2 separate regions of the Homo sapiens genome follow, and region 1 is linked to region 2. Evidence: chromatin contacts called from ENCODE Hi-C or POLR2A ChIA-PET data. All regions are on one chromosome and are shown on one strand. Each heading gives the region's core, a stretch centred on a gene start or an enhancer-like site at or near the end of the contact. The rest is flanking DNA. Distances are from core to core; before and after follow the strand shown. Region 1 overlaps SH3TC2 (SH3 domain and tetratricopeptide repeats 2). Region 2 has its middle 36 kb from the start of ADRB2.

The links. A loop is a pair of places that touch in the nucleus more often than their neighbours do. ChIA-PET counts read pairs that join two places held with the same protein, here RNA polymerase II (POLR2A). Pooled maps may share reads with other maps.
Region 1: a loop to region 2 is called in a pooled map, with 5 times the contacts of the local background. The contact joins two enhancer-like sites. A Hi-C loop is called at or near these places in 2 of 168 maps with a recorded cell type or tissue (PC-9 and endothelial cell of umbilical vein) and 5 of 50 pooled maps. POLR2A ChIA-PET finds 5 or more read pairs at or near these places in 4 of 52 experiments (AG04449, MCF 10A, OCI-LY7 and 1 more).

Annotation. Positions count from the first base shown.
Region 1 is chr5:148,985,965-148,990,743 of GRCh38, reverse strand. It overlaps SH3TC2 (SH3 domain and tetratricopeptide repeats 2), which reads left to right. Exons shown (of 17, transcript NM_024577.4): 17 at 1-4,779. Among named protein-coding and RNA genes, the nearest start is that of MIR584, 74 kb to the left of the region's middle. Within about 2 kb of position 3,048, at least 5 of the 41 ENCODE cell types and tissues checked have a DNase peak (open chromatin) inside an H3K27ac peak, as active enhancers do.
Region 2 is chr5:148,788,109-148,792,280 of GRCh38, reverse strand. No RefSeq gene overlaps it. Among named protein-coding and RNA genes, the nearest start is that of ADRB2, 36 kb to the left of the region's middle. Within about 2 kb of position 1,725, at least 3 of the 41 ENCODE cell types and tissues checked have a DNase peak (open chromatin) inside an H3K27ac peak, as active enhancers do.

The DNA of each region.
Region 1 (4,779 bases), core at 1,799-4,298, 200 kb before region 2:
GTTTACTGAGCATTTATGGTGTATAAAGCATTGGATTAAATTCTTTGAATGCATGATTTCATTTTCTGTGTTCACAACAACCTCAAGGGTGGTATTATTAACATGCCCATTTTATAGGTGAGGAAACAAGGTCTTGGAGAAGTTCAGTAACTTGTTTGAGGTCCAATAGCTTGTGAGTAGCAGGGGCAGAATTTGCATTCAATTGATCTGGTCCAAGGGCCCATGCTGTTCGCCACCAAGCTGCTCTGATCTCCTTTTGCTCCTGACTTGGCTTCATCAGCATGGTTGTCTTTAGGTTAACCTGGTCTTCCCCTCAAATCCTCTCCTGTGAACCACTTGGCAGCACAACATTGTGTGGGTATGTGTGTTTGTTGACAAAGGCCAGCTTGCTTATGATGGGAGGTGTGAACATTTACAGCAAACTAAGGAAACTAAGGCTCAGAGAGGCATATATCTGTACTTCTAAAGAGGAACAGTTTGTCATCTTACTATGAATATATTTTAAATGACCAATGTCCTAGTAGGAGAAAGGAACTGCAAGTGCAAGCAGAGACAGGAATAAATCAGAGAAAGAACAAAACAGAGTAGCCTAGCGCACCCAGAGCATACCATCATGAAACCTACTTTGGGGCTATCTCAGTTTCCCCAGGATGGTTCACCCATGAGAGAAAGCAGGGAAAACTGGCTTAAGGGAGCTATATTTTGAGTGAGAGGAGAGGTTGCTTGGAAATGACTCCTAGAAAAGAAGCAGCCCCCACCCCATCAAACACACACACATACACACAAACATGCACACACTTGTGTATCCCCACACCCCAAGAACTCATTCTTTTCTGTTATGTATCTCATTTTTCCCCAGTGCAGGTGGATTGATTCATAGGGACATTTCCCAAATGTCCTGGTTGCTATATAGTTCTTCTCTCTCCGTTCATTCCAGCTGCTTCTGAATACCAGATTGTTGAAGCTCTTGGGTCCCTGTGACTCACTCTATCCTGGGTCACTCTCCAGATCCCCTTGAATGAGTGGTTCCAGTATTCATGTTCTGGAAGAATGGCATAAGATTTTATCAGACTGTTTTATTATCAGTGCAAACCGGACAATACAGAATTGTACCAACATCTGCAGCAATATACATAGGTGGTCTGAAAATGTCAACACTTTGCAATCCCCAAAACTCACATGTAAGTCCTTCCTTCAGAGTGATTTTCCAAGGTACACAGTTCTGCTGACCAAGGTATAGCTCCTGCCAAAGGATTCAACAACTACAATGTGATTTCTGGATGTGAATGAATTCAGATATTCCTCAGCCATATTTATGCTGGTTAAGGTAGACCTAGGTTCAAATCTTGTCTCAAAGTGCTTAGTATCTGTGTAGCATTAACAAATCACTTTATCTTTCTGAGCTATGGCTCTTTCAACTGTAAAATGGGGATAATAAATACCTATATAGCAAAGTTATTGTAAAATTAATGAATTAATATGTCTAAAGCAGTTAGCATGGTGGCTGGAATGTAATAGGTCGTTAATAGATTATGGCTATTTTTAAAACCCATGACTTGAGCCTGTAATCTTGGAAAAAAGACTCAAAAAGGGAATTCAATGACTCCAAAAGGAACTCAAGGAAATATAAAGAAAATACGTTAAAAAACAATGACAATAGCAAATTCTTCCACAATCCAAGACATTGTTTTGTGTGTGTTGTGTGTGTTATATGAGTGTGTGGTTGGTGGTTGTTTTTTTATTTCCTTCATGTCTGGGCTCAGTAGGGCACAACTAGACCAGATAAGGGAAACATTTTGAGTGAGAGAGAAGGTTGCTTGCAAATGACATCTCAAATCCAAAGAAGAAAGCAAAGTGATAACCCTTAAACATTAAAGTTATGGGGATCGTGTTTTTGAACCATGAGGTGGAACAAGTGACATAACAAACCACCCCAAAAGTTTCTGATTTAAAACAGCTTATCATCATCTGTTGGTCTGATGGATTGACTGGGCTCACCCGGGCAATTCTCGCTTGGGTTCTCTACTGTTGTTGCAGTCCAATAGTGGCCAGAGCTGGAGTCATCAAAGGCTCCTCTGGGCTGGGCATCGAAGATGGCTTCCTCACGGGGCTAACAGTTGATGCTTGCAGTTGGTTGGGAGCTCAGCTGGGGCTGTGATCAACTGGAGCCGTGAGCCATGTCGACTCCATGTGGCTTGGCCGTCTTACAGCATGGTGGCTGGTTCCAAGAGAGTGCATTCCAAGAGCTAGCATTCCAGGAGATTAAACGGGGAGCTGCAAAGCTTCCTATGACCTGGCCTCAGAAGTCACACAGTGTCACATCTGCTATATTTTATTGGTTATACAAAGCCAGCCTAGAGCTGGTATAGGAGGGGATTACTCAATGGCATGAGCACTGGGAAGCCTGGTTCACTTGGGGCTATCTTGGGGACTAGATAGTAAGGCAGCTTTACAAGACCAGATAACATTCCCATCTGGGGTAGGATTTTTGATAATGATTTTCATGTCCATGGGAGAAGGAGTAAAGATGCTTTGTTACCCACTTTTCATAAAATCTAGCTTGTTCTCTTGAATCTTCCACCACTCAACTTCTAGCCTGTGTGCATAGAGTTTTTATTACCCAGTAAGGCCAAAAGAACCCAGCCTTGTCCTTAAGACATGCAGGAAAAATATTAGGTAAGTCACCTTCTCTGTCTCCAAGTGGGCAGATGATATGACTCTCTGTCCTTGGCCAGAGGAGGTGCAACAGCATTCTCGGCACTTCCTTGTGGGTATCTGGAGAAGTGGCCAAAGTGGAGATGGCTCACCTTTAGGTGCACTCACTATGTAAGCTTACTCTGGGCCACAGAGTGGAGATTTTCAGATGAGAAGTTTCATGATCTAAAGAACACACACACACACACACACACACACACACACACACACACACACACAGATTTTGAATGAGGCCTCGAGTGAGGACATGACTTGGTGAGCTTCCCATGCTTGTTAAGTGGTGGGAGAGTGACCACAGCTTTGTTCTTCTCAGTCTTAATCTGATGATCTTCACTGAATCACTCCACCACACTCGTTATAAGGTTTCCCTTTGTTTCTGTAGTCATTCCTGGCACTTAGTTATTTCAGTGTTTATATATAGTGAGACTCTTTGAAAATGCTATAGGTGAGAAACCCAGCCAAATATGTGGAAGTCTTATGGAATATGCCCAAGACTATAGATGTAAAGACCATGCAGGTCTGCTGTGGGATAGAAATGTTAGCTGGAAGCTCAGCCTGATCTCTCATGAATAAGGCCTGGGAGAGTTTCAACACCTTATCTCCTCAAGTTTACTTACATACTCAATAAATAGTTGTTAGATTCCTTCTATGTGCCTGGCACTGCCCCAGGCTGTAGCAATAGATCAATGAAAAAAACTTATAAAGTTCTTGTCCTCTTGGCACTTGCAATCCAATGAGAATATTCCTGAACATTCCCAATGGTGACAGATAGAACCAATCTTTGTTCAGAACAAAGACCATTGGCAAAAATGTGCTTTTTCTCCTCTCCCCACAGAGGGGTTACAGTGGTTAAAATAATTTAAATCAAATTAAATTTAGAAGCATTTGATTTACACATTTCTTCTAAAGTGTGAGACTAATAAGATGATTTTGGAATGGATCTAAAATAAAGAATTTCAGATTAGAGAATTAAGCACAATGAACTACCATGAAATACATTAGCTGGGGAATTAATATTTCATTTTCCAAAAATCATTTTAGAAACAATAGCTCCCTGGCATTGAACTGGAGTCTTTGAAAACTCTGCCTCTCCTTGGAATTCTTGATATGACCTCATATTATTGCATTGTTAAATAATCTCAGCATTTTTTGGGTGTAACTGTTTTAACAAGTTAACACTTGATGCTGTTTATACAACGTGTCCCTTGGAGGAGCAAGACAGAACAGGACTGGGAGATTACAGCATGGGAATGGGATTTAGGCTCGTCACATTTGGTTGACTGAGCAATTCTTATGCTCTGATTTGGCTTATTATGATGCCTACAAGTCACCCTAACAAGTGGCTTAATAATTTGTCAAAAAAGGTATCTGTCATGTACTCAAACCTGTTGTGTATGAATAATCTAATTGAAGTTCACTTTTAAAATGATAATTCAACAAGCATTTATTAAGAACTTACTGCATTCTAAGCAATGTAGTTGATGGAGGTTGCTACCCTGGCAGATCTTAACTCACAAAGGGTCAGAGAAACAGCAGAAAAATGAGTGCTATGATAAAAGTAAGACAAGGAGATGTAATAGGGAGTGAGTGGGGTTACCTTGGCTTTCCAGGGCTTCCGTTTTCTCACTAAGTCTATCATTTAGAGCTGGGACCTAATGGAAGATCTCTAAGGTTCTTTTAGTTCTAACATTTAGTAATCACATGATTTGTGCTATTAGGTTTTTAGAACAGTCACTAGCAATGTCTGTTTTTTAATTAGCACAATATTTAATTGCTTTCTGATTTCAGATACATTTTTTTTCTCTTGTTCTTACAAAAACCCTGCAGAGATGAAGAAGCTGTGGTTTAAGGCAGTTATGTAACATACCCAAGTTCACACGGGCAGTAAAATAGGCTATTAAGCAGGGCCTTAGTGAGTGAAAATTGATTATAATTGGATCAAAACAGCCTTACTTAAAGAAGTTGAACTAATGAGTTCTAATTTCCTTTTAAACACCAAGATTCTGCATTTATGTGTTTTTCAAAAATCACCCTAGAGATGATACTCTGTAAGTCTCATGTCAG
Region 2 (4,172 bases), core at 476-2,975:
TCTTTTTTCACTGAATGACACTTAGCAGTTTACACAAAGTGCTTTTCACTTATATTATCTCACTTCGTCCTTAGAGCAAACCTATCAGGTAGATGCTCTAATTATCCCCATATTACAAATGAAGAAGACCGAGGCTACTACACAGAAAATGGTTGCCTCCAGGCCACGTGGGATTTATGCTTCTGAAATCTGTTGGTTTTTGTTGTTGTTGTTTATCTGACAAATCCCCTGCCAACCCTCCACAGAACTGTTGTGGTGATTAAATCACAGAGGTCGCTGTGCCTTTGAGGTAGGAGACTGGAAGCTTGCCTCTGCTGTATCACCTTGGCCATGTGAAAAATGCCACAGTGGGGTGTGGGTTTGGGAACCAAGGGTATGGAGCAGAGGAAACCAAGACAACTTGGCTTGAATCCCGGCTCTGCCAACTCAGACAAGTCACCTAACCTCTCCCAAACTTCATTTCCAGTCACTTACCATCTCTGATTCTTAGCTTCTAGATACATTGAATAATTGTCTTTACCAGTGGGGTTGTTATGAGGATATAAGAGGATAGTATGTCTGGCATTGATCCTAGTTTAATGTATACTGAATTAATTACATATTACATTGCCTTTTATTTCATAGTACCTACCACTGATGGATAAACCACCTATTTGTCTTTTATGCAAGGGGATCCCCTCTCATTCAGCTTGTTGATAGATGTAGTGAAACCTCCTTAAGTCATGAGGAGCTTAGTCTAGTGGTTAGAGAGCAGAACTGAGTCACAAAGTCTATTTCCCAAAATGAGTCACTTTGTAGCTAGCATTTTGCTTTAGTAAGAGTCAGAGATGGAAAAAGGGGGACACATTGGTGGGGTAGGGCTGTGGATGTGGGTGGGGGATGGGACCCCTCCTTCCTGTGGTGAGCAGCTCTGGAGTCTGGCTTGACCACCTCTCTTCCTTCAAGACCAGGTGGCGTTTCACTGGATGAATTATTTCAGTTTATCATTGCTCCTGATGTTTACATGTTTCCAGTTTCTTTTTACTACTCCAAGAATCTACTTTTGGAAACACCAGTCATACTTGCTGTGTGACCTTAGCCAGGTCTCTTCCCTCTCTGGTCCTCATTCTAATAATCTACTAAGTGGTGGGATTGTGTCTGGTGTCTCTAAAGTTCATTTCACTTTGGCGTTCAGACCTCCTAGGATGGAGGTTAGAGTTCTAGGTGTGTTCTCGTGTGCCAAGGAGAAAGAATGACCCACTCATTGCACCCATCATTTCCTGGATCCTGACACATCATCCTGTAATTTCAGACTGGCTCCTAGGGCACCTCATGCCAGCTGGTTATTTTCCATCCCACCTATAGTGCTGCCATCCTCTAAGCACAAGAAAAATGGTGCTGGCACTGGAGAGGGTTAGCATTTTTAAAGGAGCCCAAATAGCCTTAGGGCCACTTGTTTCTTCAAGGCCCCAGGTGACAGTTCAAGAGCAAGTGAGATGGTCTTAACTTCACACAAAACCATTTATCAGGGAGTCACTTCCCATTTATGGCTGGTTGTTTTGGTTACCAAACAGACGGACATACATGGAATTATATTTCTCTCTCTCTCTCGTGTTTTTAATACTGAGGTGGGGCCATTGTGGGATTAGCTTAGAGCCATGAGTCATTGGGTGCAGGGCATGTTTCTATTTGTCGTAGCATTTTATTATTATTATTGAAGCATCTATAACCGCGTGGGAACTGGAGCCCAGCTTGACCACCTCTCTTCCTTCAGATGGCCTCTATGTTCCTACATATGTCATAAGCAGCGTGAGCAACAGCTACACACTCATTCGATAATGGAGGACATGCCAGTTGAAGTTGGGTCCAGAATTCTTCATACCTGACTAGCCTGTGGGCATATAATGGTTAAAATTACTGGAGAAATTTCAATGAAGAGGGGGAAGAAAAAGAGAGAGAGCACTGATTTGGGAATCAGGAGTTTAAGCTTGATTAGTAAGCATTACATAAATTTGGGTCAATGATTTTACCCCTTTAGGAGAGTAGGGTGATTGGGGCAAAAAAAGGAAATAAAGTTTGTCTAGTTTTCCAGACCAATTAATTGGTAGTAGCTGTCTGATGCGGTGTGCTGAGAATTATGGAACATCATTTGGATCCTTGGGAAGAAGATCCTTGGAAAATGAGCAGCATTGAAGCTCTGTGAGAAGAATCTTGAGTCCCATAGTAATGTCTGCCAAGGACTCTGGCGGAGGAGAGACATAAAGGGAGTGGGGAGTGTTTGCCATTCTGGCACTAGATGATCTTCAAAGTCCCATACAGATCCAAACATTTCATGGTTAGAAATTAAAGAAAATAAACTTGCTCAAATTTGTTACCACTTCAATTTTTCTCGTTGGAACTTTGTTACCAGAGCATATAATTTTCAGACCTAGCTTCATTACTGGCAAAGGGAATATCTCTGGAACTTTTGTTATGTGCACCACAGATATTAGCGCTGCTTAAAAGTTCTAAGTAAGAACTATAAGAACTCCAAGTCGTCATAAAAGAGATGTCTTCTACAATTGTTAGGGGGCTGAACATAGGATGGTTGAACAGTTTGTGCAGTTTTGGAAAAATTGTGTTCCATGTAACTTACTGTTTTTATACTATAAACTGCAAAAACAACCTCCCACCTCCTCGTCCCTTCAGCTTCTTCCAGATCTGTGCTCATATTTGGTGCATGTGTTTAAAAGGCTAAGAAATACTGCCAGCCATAAAGTGTAGGCAGTTCTTCAAGGAGAGTAAATGATGTTTGGATGCAGGGAGAGGTAGCTGGCTCAACAGAAGGAAATGTAGGAGTCTTTGTTGAACACAGTCTCCAATAAACCAACAGGATTTTGGGGCTTCTAAAAAGCTCATCTAATGTTCAGCTAAATTAAGAAGTTCCATGAGTGTAAAATCCCCCCATACTCTAGTCTAGCGGGTCCAGCCTTGGACAATTATATTCAGGCCTGAGCATCACATTATCAGGATGGTGAGCTATTTAGAACTATGTATAGTTATGCACAATTGGAAGATTTAAGAGAGTCAGGATTCCATATGGGTGTCTCTCATTTCTATTGTCTCTGTTCAGCCCTGTTTCCTCCTTCAGCAGATGGGTTTCTTCCATAATGACATAGGTTAGGTTCCCTGGGAAAACAAACTCTCCGATGGAGATCTGTGTGGACACCAGCTCTGAGAGAATGAAGGAAGCAAGAGGGGAAAGAGGGAGAAGTTGGGCTACAGTGCCTTCACAACAATTGCCTCATCCAATCCCATGGGGATCTCTGGAGCTGCGATAGCTCTTCAAGATTTTCCCAAATTTAAACAGAGGTATCAGGTCTTTATACCTCTATATTAACCAATTATTGGATGTGGCTGGCTGGGAAACCAAGGGAAAGGCAGCTTCCTTGTGCAGAGAAAGATTCAGCTGTGAGTCGTACTAGTGGCATTTGCGGTAGTCAGTGTCAATGCATCAGTCCTGATCTGGTGGCATATCTAGAGGCCCATCATGGGACCCACTACGATGAAGATATGACCACTAGTGGCCGTAGATTTACATTTGTCTAGCTCTATTACTTCAAAAAGAAAAGATTCTATATTCCAGCTTTAATCTTTAAAAGTCGTGGAGGAGTGCTCTGATTGAATCAGCTTGGGTCAAAAACTCTAGCCAGAAGTTAAGGAATTATGATTGAATGACTTTGAATCTTGTTGACTCTTATGGCAAGGTGGATGAAGCTGGGTAACAGAAAAGAGGTGAAGCTCTATGGTGAGGGGGCAGCCACCCAGGTGTAAACGCCCTCATCTGTCCTGGGAATGAGGGAGGTCACTGGGACTAAGTAGCATAAGAGGGCAGAAAGAGCTAGCTCAGCTCCATGGACAGGGTGTTCTCTCTTAGTAATTACAAATGCCTTCTGTTGGGGAGAAGCTCCCATAATAAGAAACATTTCAGCAGAGGTCATATGTTTCCTTCTTTCCAGTCTTCTTTAGAAAAGTTTCCCTTATTTGGATTACATCAGAATTAAATGAGAAGCTTTAAACTGATACCGATCATTGGGCTCCATTACTAGAGATGCCGATTCGATAGGTCTGGTGTGCGGCCCAGGACTCAATGTTTTAAAGACTCCTCATTTGACTTTTATATGCTGTTATGTTTGGAAACACTAGCCTATGGA